2 separate regions of the Homo sapiens genome follow, and region 1 is linked to region 2. Evidence: chromatin loops called from intact Hi-C (ENCODE). Cell type or tissue: Calu3. All regions are shown on one strand. Links, peaks and the distances in the headings refer to the core of each region. The heading gives the core; the rest is flanking DNA.

Region 1 (16,547 bases), core at 5,384-13,383, 60 kb before region 2:
TTTCACGGCTTAAAAAGAAAAGGTAAAGCTAATGTCTGGCTCAATTAATAAACATGGTAATTTCACACCCGGAGAAGGACATAATTTCATCCGAGCGCTATCGGCGCCATCACAAAGGGTCAGGGCGCAGCTGCGGCGAACCCGGGTCATTACGGAGTCGCGGAGCGGCTCCCGCGCCCCGGCCCGGCGCGCGCCTCGAGGCGAGGAATGGCTGCGGGCGAGGCCGGGGCTTCCCCCGATAAAGGACTTACCCACCGTGCGGGAAATGGAGCCGCTTTCAGACGGGGAGTAATCAGCTCGCAGACGTAGCGCCCGCCACGGCTCCCCCTCCTTCCCCCTTCCCTATTTACTTTTAAAAATAAAAGATGAAACAAGCAAATACCATCTCCCCATCATCTCAGTCTTTCTCTTCCCTTCTTACGTCTTTTTAAACAAAACCACGACCAACGCAATATGCAGAAGCACATATACCTATTTTTATTTTTTAGAGGTTGTCTTTGATTCGCTGTCAATAGAAACCTATGGTATTTGTAAATTTCAGGACAGTTGTAGTTGATAAATTTCTGGTGTCAAGACTTGGGGCCAGGAGCTGGGAGACAAGATATTAGCTTCAATTTCATAATCTCTTAATCACATTACACTTTAAGTGAGAATGTGTAATTTCACCCATCAATGATTTATTTAAGCATTTGCAGCACAATTACTTGTCTCATACACAAACAGTGACTGGAGCATTGTTTGCTAGAAAGACACCCTGAGATTTGGGAAACAGATCATATCTTTTCCGTTCCATTACGTGCCCCACCTCGGAATAAAAATTCATCTGTAATCGGGACCCGCAGGGGCAGTCTCCTCAAAGGAAAGGGTCCCAAAGGCAAACCCACCCGAATCACAAGAGGGGCGCCCCTCCCCCCTTCTCTGGGTTCAGATTTTTAAGCAGATCTTCAAAGCTAAAATAAATGCCCATTAAATAGCCACATGCAAATAGAATGGAGCCGGGCAGCTAAACACACAAAGCCCATCTCACATAAAACAAAAGCATGATTGATGGCATCCCGGATGCTCGTGTGTTTGGAAAAAAAATTATACTTGTCCAGTCTCCCAGTTGTCTAAATTATTGAATAGCGATGTGCATATTTCAACGGGAGAAGGTGGCTAGGTTAGAGACCCACGGTCGGCACGAGGAACGCCACAGTGTGGTATATTTGGGCTGGGAAAGGCTCCCGTGCAAAGAATTTTAACACATTCTTCTCTGGGCGGCCGAGGAGGCCACGCTAACCTGACAGCTCTGGAGCAAACGGTTAGAGAAAATGGATCGCTTTCCTCGGCCCAGGATCCCCCACAGCCCCACCCCGTCCCGGCCCGGGGCGGCGTGTCCCTCGGTAAGGCTGACCGCGACGCCACACACCCCGCCTAGGCTGCAGAGGGCGGCGGGCAGGGCCTGGGTGGTGCAGCCTCTGGGCGGGGCCTGCGCAGCAGGCGGTGCTGATTCCGCGGTGCCCAGCCCAGGCGGGAATATCCACCCGCGACGTGGCTGGGAGCGTGGGTAGCTGAGCTGAGTCTGGGGTTTGCTTCGTCAGCAGGGCCCAGGGTGCTCAGTCCCCGAGGGAGGCGCCGGGGGAGTCGGCCTTTGTTCTGGCACTTTCAGGGCCTAGGAGTTAGGCAACTCTGGGGAGGTGCGAGGGGACGCTCCGTCGGGCGGGGGAGGCCTGTACAGTGAGGGCCGCGCTCTGAACTCGAGGCACGGCTAGGGGAGAACGTGCAGGAACCTGGCAGCTCTTGGGGATTTACTGAAGCAGAGTGTGGTAAAGTAAGTGGAAACTGAGGGAACTTTGCAGTATCTCACTTTAAATCTAAAAGGAAACATTTGAAAATAAACAATAATCTGTTCTCTCATTCTCTCTTCATCTTTGTCTTTTTCTCTGAGCTCTTCCTTGTCCCTCTAATGCCGTTTCTCCTCTATTTCTGTCTATTCTCAACTTTACAGCCCATCTCTCCAGTGTATCTTTTTTTTCTCCCTCCCTTTCTCCGCCCCTCTCTCTGCCTTTATAAATATGCTAAAGAGGAAAACAACCTCGGCAATTCATGCTCGTAGCCACACGGAGAGTGGATCTGTTATGCGGGGATCAGGCGTGACCGCCTGTTATCCGCCAGGGCACCCCCGGCGCCCCCTTTCTTGCTGGGCTGCGGGGAAGACACGCGTGGGCCCCTATAGTGTCCTACGCATGGGGAGAAGCCAGTTTTCCCCACGCATCAAATCCTAACTTCAAACTTGAATCCATCTTGCTGCTCAAGAGTCAAGCTCGGTGGATTCATAATAGCAACGACAAAGAGTAATTACATATTAGAAAACAAAACAATAATTACACTACCAAGTTGACACACCAGTCAGCGAAGCACAGTCGCTTGGGCTGGAAACACCAAAGCCCGCGGCGCCCGCGGCTGACTCAGCAAATCGGAAAAGCCCCCAGCCCACGCCCACGCCGGTCCAAGCCGGACAGCTGATGCGCCCCTGCCCCTGCCGCAGTCACCTGCTAACAGGCCTTCGAAGTCTCCCTTAATAAGATGTGATTTGGGAGCTGTCTGGCAGAAAAGCATCTCACAAGTACCATAGAACCTGTTTCTTGGAGAGATGTTTTGTTTTTTAATCAAAATGGACACCCAGATTCTTGAGTTTGAACTCTTGTTTTACATATTCACATTTAGAATAGAAAAAGCTGGTCTTTCTGCATGTTCATTTCTCCCAGCACCTGTCACTCGGTTCCTGGTTACTTTATGGAGCCCTCAGGCAGGAGTCCTCGGGTTTCCTCTTTCTCCCCCTAAGAGTCAAGGCGGCAGGGGCGTTTTTTAACTTCCTAGGTGGGGATGGGGTTAGAGGGGAAGGAGGTTAGAGGCTGGTGATTGGCCTGGGTGATTGGGCTTGGGACCCAGCGAGAAGAGCGTGTCCCTAACCTAGGCCCCTCGCAATCGCTGCCACATCCCCGGTTCCTTTGGACTGGCGGTCGGGGAGGCTCCCTTTTCGGGCATTGTTCCCCCTGACCCCCTTCAGGGGCTCCAGCGCGTCCCCGGGGTCTTCCCAGGGCCCGGGCCTGGACGGTGGATTAGAGATGGGGACGGCTGGCGAGTGTCTGGGGGCGGCTGGCGAGTCTCTGGGGGCGACACCCGTCCGGACTGCGCAGCTCGCTGCTCACTGAGGCGGACTCCGCTTGCCGTCCCGGTGTGAAAGCAAACACATTCTGTTTGGGCCAGGAGCCCGCGGCTGGAAGATGCAACTGAGCTGGAAACACCAGGCCTCCGTCTGGGAAAGATTGAGCCGGAACCTCTATTCGGGCCTCTCCTCTCGCTTCCCCCAGGCCTGTCTTCCCAGGGTTGAAGCCCGCCCCAAAGGCAAGGTGGGTTGAGCGGAGGGCGCCAGTGCGCTTGTGCCAAGGGGGCGTCGAAGGACAAGAGCCTATCTTGGGACTGTGCCTCGAAAGGCGCTAGCAGGCCGCGCACCCTGGGCCTGGGAAAAAGCCCAGAGCGTCCTCTCAGGCCCCAGATAGGAGGAGTGCTCAGGCTCGGGGACCTGCCGCAGGCTGCCCTTAGCCGGCGATGCCATCTGCAGGCTGCGAAGTAATCGGATTTGGCCAAGAAGGGGAAAGGCCGCAGCGACCCACGGTGGGCACCTGGGCTTTGGGGAGGGTGGAAAGCCGGCGGGGACAGCCAGGAAAGCGCGCGGGGCCCAGCGCCCTCTAGGGCACACAAGCCCCTCGCTGGGTGGACGGCTCTCCTTTCATCCCCCAGGGCTTAGGGAAGGACAAAGGACCTATAAAAAAAATCTAACAACAAAAAAAATATCAGCTTGACCCCCAAAAGAACACTGTTTAATGAGGTGGAAAATTCTTCCACACAAATTGCTTTTTCTACTACTTTATGAGAGTTCATAAATGTTAATGAAATCCAGTTACCAAAAAGTAACATACATCATTGCAGCTGAAGGGAGGCAGAGGAAGGAAGGTGGTGGTTAACGTACAATCATAATTAAAATAACAGCAGCGGCAGCAACAATGCTGCCCATGGCTAATGTGGTTGGAGGCTCAGTCCAGAGCCGCACCATTGTATCCGATCTGGGTTGGCCACCGGTGTTTCCCTGGACAAGAACAACAGTGGCAGCAATGGCACAACGACAAATGTAGAAGTGCAGGAGCCGGTGGGTCAGAGTGGAAATAAAATCACAAAACGCTCCTGTTTCTTTTCTTTTGAAATAGAAAGCTTGTTACAGACTCAAACTTCTTCAAAATCTATGCAGAAAGAAGAGCCCAAGGCAATGCCTGGGAGAAGCGGAGGGGAGGGGCAAGCTCATTGTCCTCCACACCTGCCCTATATGTTTGCTTTTTCCTTCCTCTCTGCATATCAGAGGTACACTCCTATAGCAGGTGATCTTATTCTGACAGTTTTTTTTTTTTTTTTTTGAGACGAGAGTTTCACTCTGTTGCCCAGGCTGGAGTGCAGGGGCACGATCTTGGCTCACCGCAACCTCCACCTCCAAGGTTCAAGAGATTTTCCCGCCTCAGCCTCCTGAGTAGCTGGGATTACAGGTTACTGCCACCACGCCCAGCTAATTTTTGTATTTTTACTAGAGATGGGGTTTCACCGTGTTGGCCAGGCTGTTCTCAAACTCCTGACCTCAGGTGATCCACCCGCCTTGGCCTCCCAAAGTACTGGGATTACATGCATGAGCCACCACACCGGGCCTTCTTCTGACATTTCTATGCCCAGCACCCAGCCCAGAGTTGGCACATAGTAGGTGCTTAATAGGTGTGTATTGAATAAGTGAATGATTGAATGGAACAACAGCAGAAAATTACTCAATGAACAATCTCCTTGATAATATCTGAAGATGAATTAAGATGCTCAAGCACACGCCTGTAAACCCAGCACTTTGGGAGGCTGAGGCGGGCAGATCACGAGGTTAGGAGATCGAGACCATCCTGGCTAACATGGTGAAACCCCGTCTCTACTAAAAATACAAAAAATTAGCCGGGTGTGGTGGTGGGCGCCTGTAGTCCCAGCTACTCGGGAGGCTGAGGCAGGAGAATGGCGTGAACCCGGGAGGCGGAGCTTGCAGTGAGCCAAGATTGCGCCCCTGCACTCCAGCCTGGGAGACAGAGCGAGATTCCGTCTCTAAAAAAAAAAAAAAAAAAAAAAAAAAAAAAAAAAAAGATGCTCAAGCACTCAATATTTTCAATATTCACCAAACATTTTCTGATAACATACTATGTGTCAGGAACTGTTCCAGGCCCTGAGGATACAGTAAGCAAACAAAACAGACAGAAACCCATCTTCTTATGAAGCTAATATTTTGAATTGTCCTGTTTTGGCTGATGTATTATTTTACATGGCTGGGCAAATGGCCTCTTACCTAACTTTGGGAAAATGACTGTTACCCTCCAGATTCCTCTTTATGAAATGGAGTTGAGGAAAGGAGATGCGAAGTCTATTGATGAAAGTCATATAAAGAATATGGTTTTAAGGAAGATGTTTTATATTTCCTTAATGGGATCATTTCTCTATGTCTTTATTTGTTACGAGTCAAAAATATATATATTTTTTGTAAATAGCTAGGACAATTTGAATATTTTTCTTTTGCCCTTGAGAGCTGCTGGAATTGAATCATTTTAGCTTTGCACATATTGCTTAATATTTTATGTAATCTAAATACAAGTGCTTTCTTTCTTTTTTTTTTTTTTTTTTTTTTTTTTTTTTTGAGACGGAGTCTCCCTCTGTCACCCAGGCTGGAGTGCAACGGCACGATCTCGGCTCACTGCAACCTCCGCCTCCCGGGTTCAAGAGATTCTCCTGCTTCAGCCTCCTGAGTAGCTGGGATTACAGGCGCGCACCACCACTCCCGGCTACTTTTTGTATTTTTAATAGAGATGGGGTTTCACCATGTTGGTAAGGCAGGTCTCGAACTCCTGACATCGTGATCCACCTGCCTTGGCCTCCCAAAGTGCTGGGATTACAGGCGTGAGCCACCGCGCCCGGTCACAAGTACTTTCTTAACAAAATAGGGAATAAAAAAATAAATACAAGTACTAATACTAATAACTATTTTTTTTTTTTAGCTATTATCTTTTGCCAGTTACTGCACTCAGTGCCACATAGGCTTTACCTCATTTAAACTCTTGGCAACCCTTTGAGATACGTGCTGTTTTTCCTATCTTTATTTTTTAAATGAGGGAAACAAGGTTGAGAGCAGGTAAGTGTTGGGGCTTAGGCCACCAGTGAGTAATCGGCAGTGCCTCATCTGGAACTCAGGTATCTGTTACACTAGAATGAAGAGCCTACGACCCTAGGAGTTCCAGTCATTTGCCTTCAGCTTTCTTGTCTATAAAATGCAGTTAATACCCATCTAGTCTATATTGTTCACGGTGTGGTGAAATTAAAATTCCATTTATTTATGAAAACACTTTGCAAATGTTAGAATGCTGCATGAATATACTATTGTTTTTGTTGTTATTATTATTATATGCTGTTTCTTATCTGTAATTGTTAGTAGCTACAATAACCTACTCTGCAGCAGCAACCACTGAAATTGATTGAACTTTGGCTGAGTGATTGTTTTGGAACATGAGCGGTGATGGATCTGTTGAGAATGAGACAGAGAGACTCCTGGTTTAATGGAGGAAATACTGTTGGAGAAGATTTGGCTGTTCCCACTGAGTCTCCCTGCATCCTGTGGGATCTCAGGGTCTGGCAGGAGTGGGTTTCTGGCATCCCCCACCACCATCTTCTTTAGGGATATCCTTCCTCCTAATTGCAGGGTGCCCTGTTCTGCCTTGCCTGGACCATTAGCCCTGCTCTCGGCCATCACTCTAGGCAGCCAGTCCAGGCACAACAGTGAGAAAGGTTAAGTGTTCATTTTTGTAAGTAAACTTACAATGCTGCTTTGAGACAACATAATTACTACTTCCTACACCCTATTGTATCTGGTAGAGAAATGGTCACAAAGACATCAAACAAACATCAAATCTCTGTCACTGCCTCCTGCACCTGTTATCCTCCAAAAAGTGGGCAAGACTTTGTGGATGTTTGGAAACCTAGTGCCATTTCACAGTAGTCACTTGTCTGAGGCAACACCTGCAGATGCCTTTACTGTTTGAACCTCAGATCAGTTAGTCAAGGAATGAAGAGGCAGAGCTATTAAGAACATACTGGCTTCTGGATTGTGCCAATCAATCTTTATATTTCATTTATTCATCTGTTCATTCATTTATTCAATGCTTTTGAGCTCTTTTCTAGGAAGTAAAAAAAAATCCCATTGAGAATTTTATTGCCTGGTGGGAGGCAGACGAATACAAATATAATTACAGAACAGTGAAGTAAGTTCCAATAAAAGATTTATACACAGAGTAGGGCTGGACTGGTTACTCATTTTGATATACGGAATTAGGCCACAGCATGCATTCTCAACTGGGGTGATATTGTCTTCAAGAGGGCAAAAATTGGTTCCTGGGAGATGAAACAAATCTCAGATGTTACAATGGTCTGTGGTCCTTCAAACTAACCCTACCTGACAAAATGTAACTCCTTCGTATTCAATTTCTCTTGTTAGACTTTATATTGAGGGAGTGATAATAGTGAGAAATTGAGAACCACTGGGCTAGGTAGGAGAACTTGACTCACTAACTCAGGCTGAGTGTGCTTAAGACTACTAGTTAAGGCTGGGCGCAGTGGCTCACGCCTGTAATTCTAGCACTTTGGGAGGCTGAGGCGGGGGGATCACCTGAGGTGAGGGGTTCGAGACCAGTCTGGTTAACATGGTGAAACCTGGTCTCTACTAAAAATACAAAAATTAGACAGAAGTGGTCATGTATGCCTGTAATCCCAGCTACTCAGGAGGCTGAGGCAGAATTGCTGGAACCAGGGAGGCGGAGGCTGCAGTGAGCTGAGATCTCGCCACTGCACACCAGCCTGGGTGACAGCAAGACTCTGTCTCAAAAACAAACAAACAAACAAACAAATAAAAACCACTACTAGTTTAGCTATCATGGCTGACTTGCTCAGTTGGTTAAAAAGCAGCAACTGGCCTGGCGCGGTGGCTCACGCCTGTAATCCCAGCACTTTGGGAGGCCGAGGTGGGTGGATCACGAAGTCAGGAGATCGAGACCATCCTGGTTAACACAGTGAAACCCTGTCTCTACTAAAAATACAGAAAATTAGCCGGGCGTGGTGGCGGGCACCTGTAGTCCCAGCTCCTTGGGAGGCCGAGGCAGGAGAATGGCGTGAACCCAGGAGGCGGAGCTTGCAGTGAGCCGAGATCACGCCACTGCACTCCAGCCTGGGCGACACAGCGAGACTCTGTGTCAAAAAAAAAAAAAAAAAAAAAGCAGCAACTACTTTGGCTGCTTTGTCCAAAAATCTGTTATTATTTTACCGATTAAAAAAATCCCCCTGATTCTTGGCTTGATGTAGGGAAACCCCACACCCGGTGCCTCATAAAACAGGGAAGTGAATTCTCAAATATTCCTTTAGTTCCCTCAGAAATTAGTTAACCCTGAAGAAGCATGGAAAACCAACGTTTGGCCTCAGTTTCCCTGCTTCAAAACAAAGCTGCTAGATAAAACGACACCTCTAGAAGGGTGAGCTTTTGGACAGATGAATTTCCATATTATTAATTACAAGTTAAGAATATGTTGATTTATTGTTGATTTTCCAATCATGTTTCCTTTTATTTATGCAGAGGTTAAGATATCTACTTTTAAAACACAGAGAAAGCAATAAAATCCCTTCACAAGGTTGTCCGTAATTTATTCTTTTGGTTTGCAGTTTTTATCCTTTGGACTAACTGTAATTACCACTTCTATATCTTGCCCAAAGCTTAACCTAAGAAATTGCTGAGCCCAAGATCTGAAAATTTAGAGACAGCTTTGGAAGGAATTTTTCACTATATAAAGACATTTAAACAGTAGAACATAAGACAAGTTGGAAAATATACTAATAGACTCTAACAATCGAGAAAGCAGAAATGATCATAATTACTAAACGAGCGAGTGAAGAGGGGAAGGAAAGGTGGCTTGAGGGAGAAAAGGGGATGAAAATGGTCACAAAAATAGCTTTACCTGAAATGGCCTCATTTACAAAGAATAGTAGAGCCCCCTCTTCCCCCTTCCACCAAAATTTGAAAAATAAAAAGCACTGCCACCCACAAAGACACCCTGGGTAGTCCTAAGGAGCCAGTGAGCACATTAGGGTATGCTAGCAGAAAATCTGGCTTGGGACTCATTGCCAACAAAGGGCAAAGCCCAGTCAGCTGGAGTTAGTGACTTCCCAAAACAGGGCTAAGGCGGCGGGGGTGGGAACCAAACCACAGTAATTCTCAAATAGCATTTCATTCCATCTGGGGCAGAAGGCCCTGTCTGGGGCCATGGGTAGATATAAACCTTTATATATAAACCCTTCTTGTGTGAAGTAGCCGCTTGTCCAGTTACATACCATAGTCACATAGACAGGGACACAAAAGCCATTTGTTAATGCTTCAGACAAGGCTGTAGGGGAAGCATGAGAAGGTTGACCCACATTCCTGAGCGAATGTAACAAACAATTCTTCTCATTCACACCATATGAGTATTGACTGTTTTATTGTAGTCTTGTTATTGTGGCTGTTATTCCTTTAATGACACCATTTCCAAAAGTTTAAAAGTTGACTGCTAACATTTGCTTCGCTCTAAATCTTGGTGCTCAAGTTTTGGGTGTGTGTGTGTGTGTGTGTGTGTGTGCGTGTAAAGAGGCAATTTTGTGAAAAGGAAACTAGTTTTTAAACTCTCAAATATTTCTATCTTTTCATCTACAACATTAGATATCTTCAAGGAAATAACCCCCACTCTAAAGTAAAGATGGACATGCTTGGAGTTGGCTGTGGTTTAGTGGAAAGAGGAGTGGGTTTGGAGGCTGAGGAACTGGCAGTGTTGTGTTGTGGGTGAGCCACTTACAATGGGTATACTTCCATTTCCTCATCTGTAAAATGACCATTGTAATACACACACACACACACACATACACACACACACACACACACACACAGAGAGACCATGGGGATTTTGGGTGGATTAGGTGAAATAAAGGCTACCATAAAACTACAGAGTGCTGGCCGGGCACGGTGGCTCATGCCTATAATCCCAGCACTTTGGGAGGCCTAGGCATGCAGATCATGAGGTCAGGAGATCGAGAACCAGGGTGAAACCCCGTCTCTACTAAAAATACAAAAAATTAGCCGGGCGTGGTGGCGGACACCTGTAGTCCCAGCTACTCAGGAGACTGAGGCAGGAGAATGGCGTGAACCCGGAAGGCGGAGCGTGCAGTGAGCCGAGATTGTGCCACGGCACTCCAGCCTGGGCGACAGAGCGAGACTCCGTCTCAAAACAAAACAAAACAAAACAAACAAACAAAAAACTGCAGAGTGCTTTGACAATGTAAAGTGGTTTTATAATCAGGCTGGAAATGAGCTAACACCAAGACTTTCCCTCTGAGAGCCTCATACCCAGGTATTCTTCCCTCCAGTCCGTTTGCCACACTGGGTTAATGCTGAGTATTTCATTGTGGCCTAGAATTATATTCCTAAACATGAGTCCACTTATATAAGTTGCCTCCTCGAAAAACTGCAGCAGTCCTTCTTTTGTAAAAATTAACCTCCTCTTAGCCTGGCAGGTAAGCTCTTCCCCAATCCTACCCCAAACTGCCCTTCTAGACTTTTGTTCCATTAAATTCCTGCAAACACCCTGTGCTTTGGCTGCTCCAGGCTTCCTGCTTTGCCTTGAACATGTCAGGAACTTACAGGACTCCTGACCTTTGCTCAGCCTAGAATGCCATTCCTCTCACTCAGAAAACAAAAAAAACTTTCTTACCCTCTAAATCCCAGCTTACAAATTCATCTCATAAAGCATCTCTAATCTCCCCAGTCAGAAGCAATTGTCTCTTCTCCTGACTTTTTATCGCATATTTCTTGTAACTTTATTTAACCCTGCTATAACTCTGTTTAACCTCTGCTGCTGTGATCCTGGCATCATCATCATTATTTATCGAACATCCTTTATAATAAAGTTAATAAATGTAATGTTGTTCATGCTTCAGCTACAATGAGGCCCTGTTTAATAAAGCATGGGGAAAAATTCTCATTCTGTTTTGTGTTGGGTTAGTTGTTTATGTCTGTTTCCTTTACTGGGTGGGATGACAAGTTTATTGAGGGTGGGGCCTATGCTTTATTTATATCTGTGTTCTCCGTAGTGACTGGCAGGGGATCTTGCATCTAAAGTAACTAAAATAAAATTAAGTTAATCAGATACATTTTGTGAAGGTTTAGATCTCTTGGCTGGAAAAATGTTAAACAAGAGACAGTAATCAAAGGAGATTTGGAAATGGGTGCATTTAGAGAGAAAAATGTGTTCTTAAAAAGCAGTGACTAAATTCGGTCTCCTGATTTTTTCATTTCAATAGATCTTTTTAAAGAAAACCAAGTGTTGAATTTCTCTGTCAGTGAAGACTTTGTGCTGAGTTTTCATGATGGGTTTTCTGTGAGCAGAGAGTCCTCATCAGCCTTCCCACTTCCCTGAAACCCCCCAAAACTCTAAATTTTTGCCAGCAAACACATTAACTGTTCTTTCATTCTGACAAAGCAAATCCTCCAGAATTTTGCAGTAGAAATATCAGCCACTTCGTGGATGATGGCTTTTTCGCCCTGAAATCTCCTATGGCTTTCTAAGTGAATGGGTGTCATCTGAATTAATGATGGCGCTGTTAGGTTTTATTGATTAGTTAATAAATGCTGGGGAGGGGAATCCTGGGTGATAAGTATTTGCTCCTTCCTATATTTGCTGGAGAGAAACTAAACCCAAAATGAAGGATGCTTTGTGCCAGTTGTGTTAAAGTGACTGTGTCCGTGGGATCCCACTATGACTGTCCCAAGGTAATAAAAATATCAGGGCTTGGGCCAGGTGCAGTGGCTCATGCCTATAATCCCAAAACTTTAGGAGGCTGAGGCAGGAGGATCACGAGGTCAGGTGATCGAGACCATACTGGCCAACATGGTGAAACTTCATCTCTATTAAAAATAAAAAAAATAAAAAAATTAGCTGGACGTGATGGTGCACGCCTGTAGTCCCAGCTACTCGGGAGGCTGAGGCAGGAGAATTGCTTGAGCCCAGGAGGTGGAGGTTGCGCCACTGCACTCCAACCTGGCGACAGAGTGAGACTCCGTCTCAAAAAAAATAAAAATAAAAAGATCAGGGCTTGTGTAAACACGCGTATATTTATCTTGCATATTTTTTACTTTCCTTTTGTATGCTGGGAACGTTCTAAAAGTAAAGTCAACCCCAAAGCAAGCACACCCAAGTGCAGGCAGAATTTTCCACAATAGGGTTTCAGAATACAGCCTGAACACAGAACGTCCCTTTTCCAACCATGCACTCATTTGTGATGGCAGTCTTTTAAAATTTTAAATGTTATGCATTTCTTTTCTGCACATGGCATGAAAAAATAAAACAGTGTAAAAGGAAACCCTGCAAAAAATTTCCGCACCCTGTTTATTACAAGTTGGATGGTGTCTCCCCAAAAGATAGGTTGAAGTCCTAACCCCCAATGCCTCAGAATGCAACCTGATTTGGAAATTGGGTTGTTGCAGATCTAATTAGTTAAGCCAGGGTCATACTTGAGTCGGGGGTCCTTGATGCAATACGACTGCTGTCCTTACACGAAGGGTGGAATTTGGACACAGACCTGTTAAAGACAGAGGCAGGGAGTAGAGTGATGCACCTGCAAGCCAAGGAGCCCCAATGACTGCCAGCTCCCCCCCACCACCAGAAGTTAGGAAGAGACAAGGAGGGAATCCACCCAGAGTTTTAGAGGGAGCATGACACCTTGTTTTTGGTCTTCTAGGCTCTAGAACTGTAAAATAATAATTCTTTTTTTGTTGTTTTGTTTTGTTTAGAGACAGGGTTTCCTCTGTTGCCCAGGCTGGAGTGCAGGGGTGGGATCATAGCTCACTGCACTTTTTTTTTTTGAGTCAGAGTTTCGCTCTTGTTGCCCAGGCTGGAATGCAATGGCACGATTATGTCTCACTGCAACCTCTGCCTCCCAGGTTCAAGCGATTCTCCTGCCTCAGCCTCCCGACTAGCTGGGATTACAGGTGCCCACCACCACGCCCAGCTAATTTTTGTATTTTTAGTAGAGACCAGGTTTCACCATGTTGGCCAGGCTGGTCTTGAACTCCTAACCTCAGGTGAACCACCCACCTTGGCCTCTCAAATTGCTGGGATTACAGTCATGACCCCCCGTGCCCACTTTTGAACTCCTGGGCTGAAGCAATCCTCCCACTTTGGCCTCCCAAGTAGCTGGGACTACAAGTGCATGCCACCATGCCTGACTAATTTTTCTATTTTTTAAATTGTAGAGATGGGGCCTTGTCATGTTGCCCAGGCTGGTCTTAAACTCTTGGCCTCAAGTTAGCCTCTTGCCTTGGCCTTCCAAAGCACTGGCATTACAGGCATGAGCCACTACAGCCTCCAGCCTAAATTTCTGTTGTTTTTAGTCACATGATTTGTGGCACTTGCTTATGGCAGCTGTTAAGAAACAAATACATCATTTTTCTACCTTTTGGTTTCTCTGCTCAGAGGCAATCAATGTTAATACTTCTCACGGTTATACATATATATAATATACACATATATATATAATATACACATATTTTTTTTAATTTAAAAATCAACCTGTTAGATTTTTTTTTTTTTTTGAGTCTCGCTCTGTCGCCCAGGCTGGAGTGCAGTGGCTCAGTCTTGGCTCACTGCAACCTCCGCCTCCTGGGTTCAAGCAATTCTCTGCCTCAGCCTCCCGAGTACCTGGGATTATAGGCACCCGCCACCATGCCTGGCTAATTTTTTTGTATTTTTAGTAGAGACAGGGTTTCACCATCTTGGCCAGGCTGGCCTTGAACTCCTGACCTAGTGATCCACCTGCCTTGGCCTCCCAAAGTGCTGGGATTACAGGCGTGAGCCACCATGCCCGGCCTAGATTTTTGAATAGATAATATATTCTCATGGGTCAAAAATGAAAATACACAAAACATTACACCGTCAAAAGTCTCTCTTAGTTCATCATTTATCTGCATATTTATTTATTTATTTATTGAGACATGGTCTCACTTTGTCACCCAGGCTGAAGTGCAGTGGTGCAATTATAGCTCATTACAGCCTCTAACTCTCAGGTTCAAGTGATCCTCCCACTTCAGCCTCTGGAGTAGCTGGGACCACAGGCGTGTGCCACCACGCATGGCTAATGTTTGTATTTTTTGTAGATACAAGGTCTCCCAATGTTGCCCAGGCTGGTCTTGAACTCCTGACCTGAAAAGCAATCCTCGCGCCTCAGCTTCCCAATGTGCTGGGATTATAGGCATCAGCCACCATGCCCGGCCTTACTATAAATTTTTTATTATACAAACCAAAAAAGCTTTTTTAACCTTTTGGTCCCTTTGTAGTAATACTTAGCTTAAAAAACATATTGTACAGCTATACAGTATCCTTATTCTATAAGCTTTTTAATATTTTTATAATTATTTACTTTTTTTTTTAACCTTTTAAAACATCGTTAAAAACCTTAAGACACAAACACACACATCCTAGTTCTACACAGTGTCAGGATCATCAATATCAGTATCTTCTGCCCCCACATCTTGCCGCACTGGAAGGTTTTCAGGGGAGCTGTCATCTCTTGTGGTAACAATCTCTTCTTCTGGAATCCCTCCTGAAAGACCTGCCTGGGCTGTTCCACAGTTGCCTTTTAAAAATACAAGTAGAAAGGTGCACTCTAAAATGACGATAAAAAGTATGGTACAGTAACTACATAAACCAGTAATATGGTCATTTATTATCACTATGGAGTGTTGTGAGTCATAATTGGATGTGCTCTACTTTCATATGACTGGGAGTTGAGTAGGTTTGTTTACACCAGCATCACCACAAACACATGAGTAATGAATTGCACTAAGACACTGCAATGGCGACAACGTCACTAGGCAATAGGAATTTTTCAGCTCCATTAGAATCTTATGGGACTACCATGGTATACGCAGTCTGTCATTGACTGAGCGTCATTTTTTGTCACATGACTGTACATGCTACAGATTTTTATCTTCCTCTTCATAATAGAAATCTATTATACACATTGTTCTTCACCTTGTCTTTTTGATTTGTTTTGTTTTTGAGTCTTGCTCTATCACTCAGGCTGGAGTGCAGTGGCGTGATCTCGGCTCCCTGCAACTTCCGCCTCCCAGGTTCAAGCAATTCTCCTGCCTCGGCTTCCTGAGTAGCTGGGATTACAGGCACCCACCACCACGCTCAGCTAATTTTTGTATTTTTGGTAGAGATGGGGTCTCACCATGTTGGCCAGGATGGTCTCAATCTCTTGACCTCGTGATCTGCCTGCCTCAGCCTCCCAAAGTGCTGGGATTACAGGCATGAGCCACTGCGCCCAGCCACCTTGTCTTTTATTTTATTTTTTTTCCTGACGGTAAAAGTATTTTTCCGTCATTTTCTGTTCAAAATTTCTCTAGCATGGAAACTGATGAATATAGTTTCTGCTTCATGGTTAACGAGAAAGGAAAGTGAGGCCTTCGTCAAGATCACCCTCCATCTCAGTCTCCGAATTAGGCTTACTTTCTTCTAGGTGTCTGTACTTATGGGGTCATAAGTTGTGGAAGAAATATGTCAGCCAAGGCTGGGAATGCCTAGAGCACTGCTTCTTGTGTGGGAAGATTCATGGAAACAGATTCATGGAAACCAGGGTGGCCTGAGACTGAAGCTTCCAAGCCCAAGTAGCCTCCTGGGGTTGGTGGCATGGAAAAGGGTGAGTGTAAATGGGTTGGCCTTTTGTGTCTCCATGATACCGAGGAGTCTTTATGGTCCGGTGGGGTGCTCAGAGGGAGATGGGCATCTTGATATCTGATAGCCATGCAATTCTGGTGGGCTAGAGGTTTTCTGATTTATGGAGGAATGGTTCAAGAGAGCATGAGGTTTAATTAAAAGCACTGGCTTTGAAGCTGGTTGTTTGGATTGGAATTCCTGTTAGCAGCTGGGTGACTTGCCCTTGGTACTAAACCTCTCTGTATTTCAGATTCATCATCTGCAAAACGAGGATTGTGATGAGGAGTGAAGGAAATCATTTGCTTGAGTGTGAACAGCCTGTCTGGCACTTTAATGTTAAGATGGTGATGAGAAGAGGAAGGCGAGGCGAGAGATGATAGATTGAGACCCTTGGCAGTGCTGCAGAATGAACTTAGAGAACTACTGCCTTAGACTGGGCTAAGCAGGGATTTTTTCTTTTTTCTTTTTCTGAATGGGTTAGCCTGACCTCCTTCAGCAGAGGCTGGTGGGAACTGGGGATGCATAAGATGAAAATACACGGGCCGAGGGGAATTTATGTTCATTTTGACCTCAATTAACTTATAAAACATATAAGAAATTATATGCAAATAAGTACCAATTATTTTCTGTCAGGATCTTGTGTCACTTTTTGCAGTCTTG
Region 2 (16,547 bases), core at 5,748-13,747:
CTATTGGTGAACTCATTCAATATTCACAGACACCTAGGAGATAGATATTCTTCTTCTTCTTCCCATCTTCTAAGAAACTGAGGCCCAGAGAGGTTGAGTAAATTACTCAAGATTAAATAGCACAGATGGCAGAACAAAGATGCAAACTCAGAAAGTCTGGCTCCATTCTTTCTTTTCTTTTCTTTTCTTTTCTTTTCTTTTTTTTTTTTTTTTTGAGACAGGGTTTCGCTCTGTTGCCTGGCTGGAGTGCAGTGGTGCAATCGTAGCTTATAGCAGCCTTGACCTCCTGGGTTCAAGCGCTCCTCCCATTTCAGCCTCCCAACTAGCTGGGACCACAGGCATGCATCCCCACATCCAGTTAATTTTTGTATATTTTTGGGGGTAGAGATGGGGTTTCACCATATTGCACAGGCTGGTCTTGAATTCCTGGACTCGTGATCCACCTGCCTTGGCCTCCGAAAGTGTTGGGATTACAGGTGTGAGCTACTGCACCCGACCCTGACTCCATTCTTAACCACTATATTACATTGATGTATGTGTCCTCTTCACCTGGCAAATCTTTATGGAATTTGGAATAAGGCAAGGATGTACTGCAATAGGATGTCGTATCTGGACTTTTTTAAAAAAGTGTCTTTGATTATAAGACAAATTCCATAGCATAAGAACTCAGAAACCACAATGTAACAAATCTCTGATGACTATTTGCAAATTATTTTTCCAGTGTCCTAAAGAATACGGCCCTGCCCTGAGAGAGTAAAATCACCTGCCACAGTGGTCCTTTGCACTAGGACTTCCCCCTCATTCTCTCGCCTTTAGGGATGGGATAGCTGAGAAGAAGGGCCAAGCGGATTACTTGGGAACGTGCCACATTGATGGGAATTCAGGTGGTCTTGCTAGACTTCTACTGGGCACTGCTTTCTTTATAATGCTAAGTGTATATAATCTGTTTTATATGCTTTGAGAATGCACTGTAATTGGTACACTCTGATAATCAAAGCAAACTTAGTCACATATATTAGACACCACAGAGAAGTGTGCAGTGGAGTGAAACTGCAATTTATATTGCCGTGTTACACTAGTTTCAGCTCCAGTTTTTATTCTATGCGTGAAATGTAGGATAAGATTGCTCCTGTTGCAGCTTTTAGAGTTACTTCTTTGACCATGTTTGGTTTGGCAGTTAAGAAAAAAATCAACAGCAGGATTACATTTCAATGGCACAACATCTAATCCTCAGGCAAATGATTTGTCCACGCTTAATATAAAGTACTTAGGATGTATTGTTTGATGTGAACACTAGTTCTAATAAAATGGTGCCTGAGGTACAGTTCTTTAACTTGTAATACCCTTATTTGTGTTGGCCTGTACACATTGGATATAAAGCCATCGTGATAAAATATATCCTCTTTAGCCTGATAAAAAGGAAAATCAGAGTAGAGGACCCATACCAGGAGAGAGAAGATGCTGTAAAACACAAAGCCCCTTATGATGTTTGTAGTTGGCCTTGAGGACACGCCCTTCAACACTTCTCTGATGGGCACTTTCCCACTGTCTTGGAGGAGCGATGGAGGTACCTTATTTGAATCTAACATTGCGCTGAACCCAGCTCCATTTCGCTGCTGCATTTGTGAAGTCTTTCTAACTGGAAGGAGCAGCTGCATCAACATAGTGGATGGCAAGCACAAAGGAAGGTTAAAGGAAGCAAATACAATTCAGCCTACCTCTGATCGCAATCTCTGCCCTCAAATATCCACTTGTTAGAACCTTTTTCTCCAGGACCCCGTGCTGCTTAGAAGCATGCAAGGTTAATAATAGCAGGCAAAAAAATGCGAGGCATTTCAAGACGCAACATTCATCTTACCGTTCCACTAATGCGGGGATGACAGAAAGTCACTTTCAACCTCCTTTCCTGCTGCTTATATTACCTGCGTGTTGTGAGCTACTCCTCTAAGGTATTGGAGAATGATTGCTGTTCATATGGTGTTATAAGAAAGCTAGGCATATTTGCCATTATCCTCATCTGATTTAATGCTTATAAATCAGCAAAAACTCCACCTCAATCCACTTCTCTCTGTCTCTGAAGAGCAGACACTCAGTAATAGCTTCATTCCCAGTTCATCTGATGACTCACTTCCAGAATACTGGTGATTGAGAACCTTCTCTGTAATTGTAGCTTTAGCTAAAGGATGAAAAATCACAGAATCTAAAGTAAAGCGACTTGAGTTTTCAGCTTCCCGCCTTACCCTGACTCATCTGCAACTCTTCAAAAGTTGTAGGAGAGGTGAGCTTCTCAATGAGATGCTGAGCATTTTTTTTTTTTAATTTGAGCTGTAGTTGTAATTTCTATACTGCTAGAAAATGACTCATGGAAGAGCAAGTCTTCGAAGTTTGCTTTCAGCTTAGATTTTTATTTTGAGGCCAAGTGCTTAAATGCATGAACGTATCTTTCCTTTGACTGAAAATCTGGAAGTAAAAATGAAAAAAAAGGATGGCAAGACAGCAGAAAGAGGAGGTAGCATGGGAAACCAATGCCTTCCTTTGCCTCAGCTACGTGGCATTGCTTAGCCATCCCAGCACTCCTAGAAAGCCATAGGGGCCGGGCACAGTGGCTCACGCCTGTAATCCCAGCACTTTGGGAGGCCGAGGCGGGCGGATCACCTGAGGTCAGGAGTTAGAGGCCAGCCTGAAACAACACGAAGAAACCCCGTCTCTACTAAAAAATACAAAATTAGCCAGGTGTGGTGGTGCATGCCTGTAATCTCAGCTACTCCGGAGGCTGAGGCAGGAGAATTGCTTGAACCCAGGAGACAGAGGTTGCGGTGAGCCAAGATGGCGCTATTGCACTCCAGCCTGGGCAACAAGAGCGAAACTCCGTCTCAAAAAAAAAAAAAAAAAAAAAAGAAAGCCACCGAGACAAAAGCAGCCAGAGTACAAAGAGGCTCCCATCCAGGGTTGGTCATTGTCCTGGACATTATGGAGAGGACAGTGCCATCTCAGTGCTCCCACTCTGCCCTACTGGTCCATCTGTCTGGAGGAAGTGTGTCTCCATTCCAGCTGATTGAGGGAAGCTCTGGAAAGAATGGCTGACTTATCCTGGAACCCGACTTTTAGTGCCAGCTCTAGAGAACCTATACCCCAGGACTTAGGAGAGCTCAGTAGCCATGTGCTCAGGTACACAGACCAGACCAGGGACTGTGCTTGAGTCTTCCCAGGGCTTTTTCCAACCAGGACAAGTGAGATTTCTCCAGAAGGCCTCTTCCCAGATCAGGTTCCCACTTGTGGAAAAGAAGCTAGAAGCAGATTCCTGGGTAAGAGGTAGAATTGGAAGCACAGGTTAAAAAGGGAAAATAAGGAATGCTTTTAATGATTGGAAAAGAGGACATCCTTTGCTCCTACAAAAACTTCTCTCCAATCAAATCCCCAATGTTTTCCTATATCCTTTCTTTTCTTTTTTTTTTTTTTGAGATGGAGTTTCACTCTTGTTGCTCAGGCTGGAGTGCAATGGTGTGATCTCGGCTCACTGCAACCTCCGCCTCCTGGGTTCAAGTGATTCTCCTGCCTCAGCCTCCCAAGTAGCTGGGACTACAGTCATGGACCACCACACCCGGCTAATTTTGTATTTTTAGTAGAGACGGGGTTTCACCATGTTGGTCAGGCTGGTCGCAAACTTCTGACCTCAAGTAATCTACCTGGCCTCGGCCTCCCAAAGTGCTGGGATTACAGGCTTCAGCCACCGTGCCTGGCCTATCCTTTCTTACTTTGCAATATTTAGTCTGAGGCCCAGGAATGAAGCTGAGGGGATTCTCCTTTATCATCTCCTTGCCCTGCCCCGTGTTTGTGTGCACTCTAGAGTTCAAATCCTTTTTCAATAGGCTCTAAGATGCCATGCCATTGTGTTGACTTGGAATTTTGTTACTCCATATACACAATCTCAGTTAAATGAAGAAAGAGATGGATTGGGTTTAGGAGTCTTTCACTTACACAGTTTTTTGTTTTTGTTTTTGTTTTTTTCAAATGGTAGTTTTTTTTGTTTGTGTTTTATTTTTTTTGAGACGGAGTCTTGCTCTGTCGCCCAGGCTGGAGTGTAGTGGTGCGCTCTCCACTCACTGCAAGCTCTGCCTCCCGGGTTCACGCCATTCTCCTGCCTCAGCCTCCCGAGTAGCTGGGACTACAGGTGCCCACCACCACGCCCAGCTAATTTTTTTTTTTTGTATTTTCAGTAGAGATGGGGTTTCACCGTGTTAGCCAGGATGGTCTCGATCTTCTGACCTCGTGATCTGCCCGCCTCGGCCTCCTAAAGTGCTGGGATTACAGGCGTGAGCCACCACGCCCGGCCTACAAATGGTAGTTTTAAAAATGAAGCTGTTCTCTTTCGTTTTTCAAAACTCCTTCAAGAGGAGTAGGAAGGGAATTTATCCTTATGCAGCTACCTGAGAGAGTGCCTATTTTTAGCATCAAGACCCCTATTATATGAGCATTAGAGAATTAAAAGCCACTTGTGTAGCTATTCTTTGTTAGAAAAAAAAAAGGCTCATATTGAGAATTCAGAATCCTTCCCAGGGAAGGAGAAATTGGCTGTCTAGGATATTATGAATTAGGGAAAAAATGCAACTAGAAACCTGATAAGGTACTTAACTGTGCCTAGAGTTGTTATTGATATGAAATGCCCTTGCTGTCGATATTTTATAATTCCTAACTTACTTTTAGTCTCAGATAATAAAATTTTACTTCTAGAATTTTCGAATAGATTTAAAATTCTCTTTCTGGGTGACTATTCTGAGGCTATCGGTAGCAGGTCTCTGAAGTCAGTAACTTACTCATCCAAATGTTTATCGTTGCTCTCACTAAGGTGGGAGTGGGGTTGGGGAGGATGGCGGAGGCTGGAACGTCAGACTCACTCTCAGAGAAGAATTTTTTGTGGTTTTAGGGCATTGGCCTTCAGAGTTCAATTTGGTTTATCTGATCACTCACTACTCATGCCATTTGCAGAGAATTGAATAAATATGATTTCTACTCTTCTCCAATGTAACAAGGGAGAAACTTAAGTCTCAAAAAGAGAATGAGCTTTTCTAGAGCCTCTCAGGTGCCTCCTGGCCCCAATGAAGAGTGAATTGTGTGTGGCAGGCGAGTGCAATGCTCCTTTATTTGGGTAAGAGGTGGGGTGGGTGTAGGTCGGGATTGTAAAGTAAATCGGATTGCTGCCTCAAGTCTCTTTTGGTTCCAAATAGGTGCGAATGGGCGAGTGTGCAATTTCATGATACAGAGGGAGGGAGGGAGGGAGGGAGAGAGACAGAGAGAGAGGGAGAGAGAGAGATATTAGTTAAGAAAATGTCCTCAGCTGGGTCTTGTTTCAGTCAGCAGTAGTGCGTGCCACAGTTTCACCCCTAATTTACTTTTCCCAAACTCATTAAGTTTCAGATTTCTTGGGCTTAAAGTCACTAGACAAAGCAGGATTGAACGCCTGAAATACTGAAGAAACAAATCTTAGTTGTTCTTCAGGAGAGTTCCACCATTCATTTTTCCTTCGTCTTCTCTTAACACCTTCTGAATGCCTCGAAACCCCGCCCACGTCCCTCCATCCCCACGGAAAACCGCCCACGTCCCTCCATCCCCACGGAAAACCCGCCACATCCCTCCATCCCCACGGAAAACCGCCCACGTTCCTCCATCCCCATGGAAAACACTCCACGTCCCTCCATCCCCACGGAAAACTCACCCACGTCCCACCATCCCTACGGAAAACCGCCCACGTCCCGTCATCTCCACGGAAAACCGCCCACGTCCCGCCATCCCCAAGGAAAACCGCCCACGTCCCGTCATCTCCATGGAAAACCGCCCACGTCCCGCCATCCCCACGGAAAACTGCCCACGTCCCGCCATCCCCACGGAAAACTGCCCACGTCCCGCCATCCCCACCGAAAACCTGCCCACATCCCTCCATCCCCACGGAAAACCCCCACGTCCCTCTATCCCCACGGAAAACCTGCCCACATCCCTCTATCCCCATGGAAAACCCTCCACTTCCTCCCATCCCCACGGTGGCCACTCCCGTCCAGGTTGCCATCATTTCTCACTAGATCTCTGCAGGGGCTGCCTGATGAATCCCCCATTCCCCATCTTACCTCTCTCTGATCTCCACACCCCAACCAGAGAGCCCTGTAGACAACAGAAATCTGAGTCTTGAATGCACCTGTTTAAAACTCGTCTTTAGTGCTTCCCCAGTGTCCTTGGGACACGATTGAAATTTTTTTCTGTGGTGTACAAGGCGCTCCCTATGGAGAGCTCAGTGACTGGGAGAGCTGAGCTTCCATTCCCTTTCCATGCCCCAGCTGTGGACATTTTCCTCCTCCTCAGGGAGGGAGCATAGCTCACTCATTTCCATCTGCTTGCAGAGCACGTCTAGCCTTGTCATTCTTCACGACTAGACTTAAAAGGAACTTCATGCACTTTTTGTGGGATGCTCCCACCTCAGACCATAGGAGTCCCTTAGACCATAGGAGTCCCTTCCATTGCAAGTTTCCATGGTGCGTGAATATCCTTCCACCACACCAAGTTATTTACCTTTCTAGGCTTGTAATAGCTTGCGGAGGTTTTGTCGCCCCAGAAGACTAGCAAGCTTGATGTTTGCTTATAAATAAGAGTAGGTGCCCGGAGCACCCAATGTGTGCCAAAACACAGCAAGTGCTCAATAAAAATGTATGAATTTATATGAAGTCCAAAGGGCTGGTGATCTCAGTTTTTTTGTTCATGGTGCAGCTATCGTGTTAAAGAAAATCCAGGCCTCCCTGCCTAAAAACTAATTTACCTCACAGAGATCCCAGGACTATCTGGAATTCCCCTTCCCCAGTGTTTTTGGAAAGAATGAAAAATAGACTAATTAGATCAAACAAGCAGCTTGTCCCTTTGATGTCCCCCCCTCTCCGCCCCCACTCCTCATATATGCAAATAGGTTGCAGAAAGGGAGAGAGCCAAGAGCCAAAACACAACTCCAGGTATGCTTGGCTCTCCCTAATCAGGAGACAATAAGAGCGTTCTTCAATTTTATTGTTGTTATGATTCAAAATGAACTAAAGAATGCAGGGGCTGGCGAGGGAGACTGAATTCTCTGGAGTTAACAGAATAGGGCACCAGTGAGGGGGTGGACAGGTGAAGGTAACACTAGAAGGGTAAATAACTTGGGAAATAAATCTAAAAAGTTAAGTTTCATCATCGTTCTCCTTCACACTCACTATGACCTTCCCATCCAATGATAAATCTCTTCTCAGAGGTATTTCTCTCCTGGAGGCACACATGGAGTCACGGGCCGAGCTTAGGATGAGCACCACGATCCCTCCTCTCACAGGGCACATGGCCATGCGAGGGAAGCAGGCAGGCACAAAAGTAATTTCAACAGCCTGTGACGTGTGCTATGACACAGGCAGCATAGGCTTTGACGGGAGTGCAGAAAAGACGCATCTCACAGGTGTCAGGAACAGGTGTCTGGGGATGGGGGGTGAGTGGTCAGGGGAGACTGAGTTCTCAGCAGAGGTGATATCTAGTTAAACCTAAAGGACAAGTGGGGTTTGGGGAGATCGGCAGGTGGGAGCATTGTGGACTTGTAAACAGTGTCTTACACAAGGAAAAGTTTATATCCGGTGCTACATGGACTATATCTGCTATCAGGACATATCAAGAATAGTATTAAGTATATGAGGCTTGCAAAATTAATCAATATATAAAATCAGCAACTAGGAGTCATCTGACAGTTCCAAAGCATCTGCTTGAGTCCTGAAGATTTCATAGAGCAAGCGCCATGCTTTTTCCTGTCACTGTGCTGACCCTGTGCCAACGCCTACGCAGACCGAATGTGATCAAACAAGATCTTCCAAATAGATTGATCTCACCTTGAAATTCTTCACATGCAATGCAGGTTACACAGGCGGCCTCTGCCTGCCTCCTTCCAGTTGACCCTCTGATCATTTCTATTAGGCAAACCCAGCTGCTTTGACTCAGGCCAGTGGTGGCCCTGGGCCCCTTCCTAGCAATCCTAGAGGTTATTTGCACCAGACACATTTCCAACGGGTCACCTGCCGAAATACCTTTCAGTAAGATAAACTGCACATTAAATAGATATGTCCGGCCAGGTGGGTGGCTCACGCCTGTAATCCCAGCACTTTGGGAGGCGAAGGTGGGGGGATCACCTGAGGTCGAGAGTTCGAGACCAGCCTGACCAAATTGGAGAAACCCCGTCTCCACTAAAAACACACAAAAAATTAGCTGGGCATGGTGGCGTATGCCTGTAATCCTAGCTACTCGGGAGGCTGAGGCAGGAGAATCCCTTGAACCCGGGAGGCAGAGGTTGCGGTGAGCTGCGATTGCGCCATTGCACTTCAGCCTGGGCAACAAGAGCAAAACTCAGTCAAAAAAAAAAAAAAAAAAGATATTTCCTCCTGCCCTGCCTTGATGTGGATTTGGTAGAATAAAATGCAGAAGCTGTGCTTTCTTCCCTCCTTCTTCTGGTGACATTCTTTGTTGTTGCCTCCATAAAAGGTCACCATTGAAAGGACTGAAGAATATGAAAAATGATGTCCTAATCTCTCTCTTGGAAGCACTATAGTCTTAATTTGATGAAAGACAACGAGGAGGAACACAGAAAAGAGGGAGGAACAGGAACCAGAGCAACAGGGCTCTGAATTTAGAAACCTGGCCGTGCTCTTTGGGTCTGACTTGGCCCGAGAATGCAAGCATCAGATAAAAATAACAAGTCACACAGTAGAGGACGGATCTCCGGCTTCTCCTGCGCCCGGGGCCGCACATGCCCAGTGCGTGCCTCTTTGGTCGAGAGGCGCAGAGCAGCCTTCCCAGCAGAAGGCTGGAGTGAGAGAGGGCCTGTGTTTGATGTATGAGCTTTGGCTTGCCGTCGTGAGTCACCCCAGAACTAGCTGCAGGCAAAACAAAAATCTTTTGTGATTAATTAGAAAAACTGGACAATTATGAATTGACTGCACACAGCCAGGGTATGGTAATATAAATAGTAATGACTCCAGCGGAGCCTGATGAGCTCTAGTGTTTATGTGAGATCACTGGAGAAAGGCACATTTTTAACGTGGAATCTGCTGAAATAGGATGATTTCTGATCTCTGATAATTTGAAGATCTTGACCAGGATTCCAGGGGATACCTTCCAGAGGGGTCTAGTTGCCTTTTCCCACCACCCCTCCAAACGTGAGTCTCTGTGCCAAATGGACTATTCTTTCTTTTTTTTAAAAAAATTGAACTCAAACATCCTTTTCAGCAGTTCTGTGAAATTGCTTACATCTTTTGCTAACCCCACTGCCAGGGCATGGAGCTGTTTGCCCTTTTGGGGCATTTGCCTCCACTGTGACACTCTCAGAGGACTTGAACACAAATACCATTTTTATTTGGAGGCACTTGTTGGTTTTTATGTTCAAGGGAAGAAGGAACCACTACGAGTGAGCTGTTTAACCCGGGAAAGGAAAGATCAGCATATTGTAGTGAGTTATTGGATTGATGATTTATTCTGCTTAGGGAGGGTGAAGTAGAAAGATCTCCACAACACACAGTCGAACAAAGCTTTTAAAAACCTTTGGGTGTTAACGCTATATTTCTTGGCATGATTTAATTATGCCACCCAACCTCCCCACCCCATGAGCACATCTTACATAGTGGAACTAGGGAATGATTATTTTTCAAGGAAGTTTACAAAGAAAAATAATTAAACCCTGACAGTGCCTGCAAATGTCAAAATACAGATTTCCTCCAGTGATCATTTCTTTAACCACTGGGGTAAGCAAGTTATCCTTTGTCCTGGGGCAACATTGTGTAGCCAGCAATGGTCACAGACCCAAGAGTCACAAAAGAAAAAAATGTGATCTCGCTGATGCCTCCCCAAGCATCTACTCTGCTTCCATAAAACACCTTTCAAGACCTTTGAAATTTGGTTTCTGCCAGGCAATTAACTCATCTTAACGTGCATTCTACATATCCAAGTGCCTTTTCTGGCCCTCTGTTTGCACTTGCCGGCATCCACATTGTTTTCTATTATTATTCAAGCAGCGCCGCCTCAGTAGTAAACCCATTGACCATTCAATCAGAGCAGTGGCTGCTGTGGATAATTAAAAGTTCCCAACCTCTTACCCCAAGGCCAGGCTAGAGCCAGTCAGAGAGGAGCCAGGTCCCAGCTGCTCAGGGACCAATCGATCAGCTGATTAACCCTTCTTACTGATTGGTTAGAGCTGATTGCATCTCCCGTAAAGAAATCTCTTCTGGCCCTGGGGCACTGGAGGCAACTATACATTCAGGGTGGCTGAGGGAGCGGCTAGCTGCGGCAGTCACTGTCCTCACACAAAGTAAAGGGAGGAAAAGAGAAGAACTCCTAATGCAACATTTTAAAGATTTTATCTCTCCACCACTGTTTTTTCCCCTAGACTGTCTTTATTTCTAGAGAGAGAAGTCTCTGTCTGAGATTCAGGAATGGCAGAAAAGATATTTGGTATGGCAGTTGCTGCTATGTAGCCCGTGAAACGGAGGATTCTTTTTGACAACAGTGTCCCCAAATGTCCCCTTGCAAAATGGCTGACGTCAGAAAGTACACACCCTTCATAAAATGGGTCCCTCTCCTGGAAGATTGCTTGTTGACCAGTCGACTTTGACAAGGTTTGTATTTGCTGGCTCGTAAATATTTATCCTTGGGTCAGCGTAAACAATCTGTTTTCCATTGTGCTGACATTTTGGTGCAGTGAGTAAAATATACTGTATTGTAACAGAGGCATTTAAAAAAATTGCTACCCCGTTGTTGTCTTTGAAGGGAGTAGCTGAGATGCTATCAGACAGGTGTGGTGGCCAGGCCATTATGAGTGGCTCGTCCGGTTTTCTTAAAGACTGATTTCCACGAATTTGGTAGGAGGGTCCAGATAGGGAAACCCCTGTGAAACGTTATCTCTGCTGGTCCCAGGCTTATCATTCAATCTGCAGCAAAGCGGAGAAAAGCTGAATTTTGCAAAGCTGACTTTGCAAATATTATCTTTGCCTCTGTCTTCGAGAAGGCCAAGCTCCCACTGACGTCAAAGGCAGTTGGCCTGTGGGGAATGTGCGGGCTCAGTCAGAGTGCGTGTCCAATGCCTTGGTGGAAAATGCAGCCGGCAGGTTGGAAAACAAATGTTTTCAAAATGCTCATGTTTTGCCCTTATTTTGGGATACTTATTCGTGGAACTGCAAGAACAGAAAATAAGGAGACATTTCCAGGAACTCAAACATTATTTACCCTACAGTGAAACTGATGGCAACAGAGACTGATCTTAGATTCTACCAAGGGTGAATTACATGGGAGTGGCTTTAGTTTAAGGGCCTTCCTCGGAGTGGGGTTTAGGGACTGCACGCTTTGTGAGTTGTTACAGGCACCGTGGGGATGTAGCTGTTTACTTGGAGGGATCTGCTCCGCCACCGAGGCTGAGGGCAAACAAGCAGGTGTGAAACACTCTTGGGAAAGAGCTCTGAGACCCTGAAAAGTATTGTAAGAACACAAAGAATGAGAGTTATGTTTTCATTATTAGATGAACCAAAGTAACCAACAATTATATGACCCTGGACATATTTATTAAAATCTCAAGGGCCTCAGTCTGCTGGTCTTAAAGCAAGTTTATGGGAGTGCACACACAAACACACACACAGATTTTTTTATGGACTTGCAGCTATTTAATTTATTCTTAAACATGTACATTTCTGAAATCAAAGCTAAAATTGTAAAAATCATGTGCAAGCCAGATCTGTAGTTCATTACAGAAAAGGAAAACATTGTCAAACCTAAGGAGGCACTAGATAATAGCATGGGTCCTGTTAATGCAATCACTATTTAGTAATAACTTAACTATATGACACTGTTAAATATAATATAGAAACTAATACATCTGCCTATTCTTGGTCTGCTAGAAGCTTACAGTCTGATTTGTCTTATAAATGTCACGTATTAAAATGTCCATGAGGCCACTTAGAATTTAAAATATTTTGAATAAAGTGTTTCAATGTGAAACTACTTCTCTATACAAGATTTCTGTGCATGAAGAGAAAAGGAATACAATTGGTCTTAGAAATGAGTAAGGTAAGTACTTCTTAATATTTTGAGGCTGTGCTACTCTGGGGACACTGCCTATGGGGTAGCCCTGCCCCATAAGGAGCAATAAAAAATAAGTAAAATAAAATAAAAATTTTGAGGCTGGATAAAATTGACTACACTTGAAAAACTGGGTCCTTTCTGTTTTTATTTTTTTGATTTTTTTGAGACCGAGTTTTGCTCTTGTCGCCCAGGCTGGAGTGCAATGTGATCTTGGCTCACTGCAACCTCCACCTCCCAGGTTCAAATGATTCTCCGGTCTCGGCCTCCAAGCGCCCACCACCACGCCCAGCTAATTTTTTTGTATTTTTAGTAGAGACGGGGTTTCACCATGTTGGCCAGGCTTGTCTCGAACTCCCAACCTCAGGAAAGGGAATATAGTATCCTATACTATCAAAGCAAAATGTAAAACTTTATTTAAAATCAGGGCAGGCTATGACGTGCTTCCTAGTCTTGAGTAGTATGTGGGGTTTCTGAATATGGAAGCCATATCAACAAACAGCGGCGACAGTTCGTGCAAATTGAGCACCAGACTAAAAGCAGGTAGGGTTCCTGGGAAGGAAGCGCTGTAATTCGAAACTCAGATTAGCCATTTTCTCCGCGGTAAAACAGAGACCACAAAGTAAACCTACTCACTCAGCGGACTCCCTGGCTGCGGCAGCTCCCTTTGAAGATACATTTATTTTCTAAAGAAAGCTGGTAAAAACCACTGACTATATTTAGCGTATGAAATGAATGTGATTGATTTTTGTTTCAGTGATTCTGCTTATAGAACATTTCTTTCTTTCTTTCTTTCTTTTTTTTTTTTTTTTTGAGACAGAGTCTCTGTCGCCCAGGCTGGAGTGCAGTGGCGCGATCTCAGCTCACTGCAACTTCCGCCTCCTGGGTTCAAGCGATTCTTCTGCCTCAGCCTACCTAGTAGCTGGGACTACAGGCATGCGCCACCACACCTGGCTAATTTTTTTGGTGTTTTTAGTAGAGACAGGATGTTGGCCAGGCTGGTCTCGAATTCCTGACCTCAAGTGATCCACCTGCCTTGGCCTCCCAAAGTGCTGGGATTACAGGCATAAGCCACCGCACCCAGCCTAGAACATTTTTAAGTATTGCTCAGAAATGTCCCAAAGGTGGGAGTTTTTCAGACACGTGAAACAGAAGTTCAGTTTGTCTTTCCTTACCCTTTTTTTTTTTTTTTTTGGAAAGTTTTCCTAGAGATCATGCAACAATAAACACAACCAAATATTAAAGTTCATTTTTTTTTTCGTTTGAGATAGGATCTCACTCTGTTGCCCAGGCTGGAGTGCAGTGGCATGATCACTGCTTACTGTAGCCTTGACCTCCTGGGCTCAAGTGATCCTCCTACCTCAGCCTCCTGAGTGGCTGGAACCACAGGCACACATCACCACACGCAGCTAATTTTTAAAATTATTTGTAGAGATGAGGTCTTACTATGTTGCCCAGGCTGGTCTTGAATTCTTGGGCTCAAGCGATCCTCCAGTTTCAGCCTCCCAAAGTGCTGGAATTACAGGCATGAGTCACCGCTCCTGGCCTGAAATTTCATTTTGTATGGAAATCTGTGAAACAAAACAAGCGTAGCTTCTCACCTTTCTCAGCGCCCACTTCATGCTCTGATCAATTAATTCAGAGTAATAGAAATGCAAGTGGTTGTTGGAATGCATTTGTTTGGAAACAGTACATCCAACTAAATGATTCCGATTTTTTTTTCAAAGTCCCAGATACGGGACATTAAAAAAACAAAAAGTGTACCTTGCGTACAAATTTTCTTTTAAACATACCAGAATGCTGTGTTTGCCTTTTGCTGTCTCAGCCTGCTTAGGAATTCCTAATGAGTAAACCGTAGCATTTAACAGTAAAATATGGTTATGGCTCTTAAATGCAGGCTACATTTAACAACCGTATATTGATTTTTTTCTTGTAATTTTATTTCCATGAACATTTCTGGTTTCTTAATTAGTAGCCTTTTAGAGAAAGATTTAACATTCTATCAGAGAGTTTGGCTTCTGTGATACAGCTTCTCAAGGGAGAGAAAGCTCTAGACTCGTAGCCCCTGTTGGGGAGGAAGAAGGCCAACACGCTATGCATACATGTGCAGATGTACACAGACACATGGCCCTCCCTCCCTTGCCTGCCAACACAATTAAGACAAAATCGCCGTGGTGAACCTGGCGACAAAACTCAACAATCTCCAATTGCACACTCACCCTGTAACGGGAAGAACTGTGTACCCCATGTTCCTTATTAAACCGAAGTATTTTATTTAATGAGCATGACTCACGCAAGGTGTTGCCATAAATCATCGGCTGGTTTACAAACTCAATAACTAGGCTTCCTGCTATAACTAGGCTGTGCACACCTTAAATTATTAACACGCCAGGGCCTTAAGGCAGATCTTTGATGATGATGATATAAACACTGTGAAGACAAGGTGCTCTCTCAGCAAAAGATTATTGACTCTAATTACCATTTACCACAGGAAAAAGAAAAGAAAAGACAATAAAATATGAGGGAGAATTTAAATCTAAGATTTAATTTTATGAGGAGCTTTAAATGCCCCCACCCCACAACTTTTTTCCTTTCGTTTTTTTTTCTTTTTTTCTTCTTATTTGCGGCTGCTGTACCAACCCGACTGAACTGCTGGTGTATAATGATAGCCCATGGTTGGCTAACCTTAAAAGGATGACCGTTGTTAAGAGGAAAGGAGGGAAAAGAATGGAAACAGGAGAGACTCTGCAGTGGATATGATGTAAATTCTTTGAAATGTGATGGAAAAAGGCCAGGGGGAAGAGAAAATGATAATACACTGGAAAGAAATCCCAGCTTTAATTGTTTTCATGTATATACGTAATAAAAAGGTTAAAGGACTAATATGCCTGGCTCCAGTCATTTTGGTTAGTAAACTAGAACTTCAGGTCAGCTTTTTAAAAGGAGTAATCTGCTCTTATTACGTGCTTGGGTTTTACTGCGTCCTCATTACACAGTTGTTGGAAGGATGCAAAGAAGTTAAAATGAGAGAGGCTTAATGATAAGAGAGCTTATTAAAAAATGAAAATCCAGACAAATGACACATGGCTCGTAGTTGCATACATAATATGTGTTTGCTTTCTGGTTATTTGTGGAAGGTGGACATATCAGCTGGGGAAGGAGTGCCTAGGACGAATGAAAAGTGGAAAAAGAGGCTCAGTTTAGCTTCCTGCTGTCAAAGGCTTTTGTTCTGCCTTCCCCTGCGGTTTTGCAGATTTCTCATTTCAAGGGCTGACTCTCTGCTCAGGTCATTGTCTCTGTAGGCTAAATTGTTGGCTTAAATTTCTACCATTAAAACAACTACAAGTTGTCATCTAATATTTATTTATGGAATCATTCTGGAATGTTGGAGTTGGAAAGGACTTTGGAAATGATCAACCTCTTTATTTTGCAAAGGTGAACATTTCATCCCTGAAGGGTGAAGTGATTTGGCCAACACCTCTCCCAGGTCTGTAGACCTCTGAATGAAGGTGGAACCCAAATCAGCCTCTTGCTCTGTCAGAAAGTGGCGTCTGCTGGAACTCATCTCAGAAAACACAGGAATGTAGTCAGTGATTGGGAAATTCACTATTGGCCTCATACATAAAATAGGTGACGCTGATTACTCTATCTGTCCTGGGGATATTTAAAGCAGGTCTTACAATCCAATGAAACTGTTAAAATATGACCAGAATGTGGAAAAAAGAATCTGTGATACAGGTTTAAAACTCTTTGCTTTTAATTTAAATAGCTTTGCTAGATTTTAGGATCATGTAAGATTTTTGGAAAAGGGCAGATTCAGGGACATAAGAATCTGCTCCCAAGCCCTATTTTCTCTAGTATTTCTTGGAGGTCACCTGTGCATCTATTCTAGTCTATTCTTAGACTGCTAGGGGACAGAAATGAGGAAGCTATTACAGGCACTAGGAGCCTTCTTCAAGAGACCTTTTGGTGCACCTATGCTGGTTTTGCCATCTGGTAAAGATGTTGTGTGAGTTATGGCTGTCTTACCCAATACAACACACTGGTTGCATCTGGACCAGGTCTTGCTACAGAGCAGCACTTGGGGACCAGGCATCATGCCTTCCTTCCCTGGATACAAAAAGATGAATCTACATGTAAAGGGAAAGACAAACGATGCCTTTCAATATTTTTGGGAAAATACTTCATGGTTACTTCTCTCTCTGGTCATTCTCTTCCTCTCCATGCTGGATCACCACTTGAGATTGGAAACCCAAGACTCACCCACTCAGGATCCTCGGACTATTTCTGATGCTTCCCAGGAGCAAGAGTGTTCTGTTCAACTTCCACTTGGGGTTTTCCAATTGTCTTTGTAATTATAATATCTTACACGGGGCTTCCAAAACGCTTTTATTGTATAGTCTTATTTTTCTTCATGTTGAGGAAAGGTAATGTAATTTTGT

The links. Peaks named below come from ENCODE experiments on the same cell type or tissue, not always from the same donor. Only the 100,000 strongest peaks of a DNase experiment are listed, where the experiment ranks them.
Region 1: it touches region 2 in a loop (2.4-fold over the local background); 2 of 110 quality-filtered maps call a loop at or near these places.

The regions. Positions count from the first base shown.
Region 1 is chr6:10,368,506-10,385,052 of GRCh38, reverse strand. No RefSeq gene overlaps it. Among named protein-coding and RNA genes, the nearest start is that of TFAP2A-AS2, 28 kb to the left of the region's middle. In Calu3, for the core only: no CTCF peak of the experiment used is centred there; a DNase peak (open chromatin) is centred at 9,402.
Region 2 is chr6:10,308,817-10,325,363 of GRCh38, reverse strand. It overlaps LOC105374920 (a long non-coding RNA gene), which reads left to right. Exons shown (of 3, transcript XR_926458.2): 3 at 1-154. Among named protein-coding and RNA genes, the nearest start is that of TFAP2A-AS2, 87 kb to the left of the region's middle. RefSeq lists an enhancer at 9,681-10,402. In Calu3, for the core only: no CTCF peak of the experiment used is centred there; a DNase peak (open chromatin) is centred at 8,813.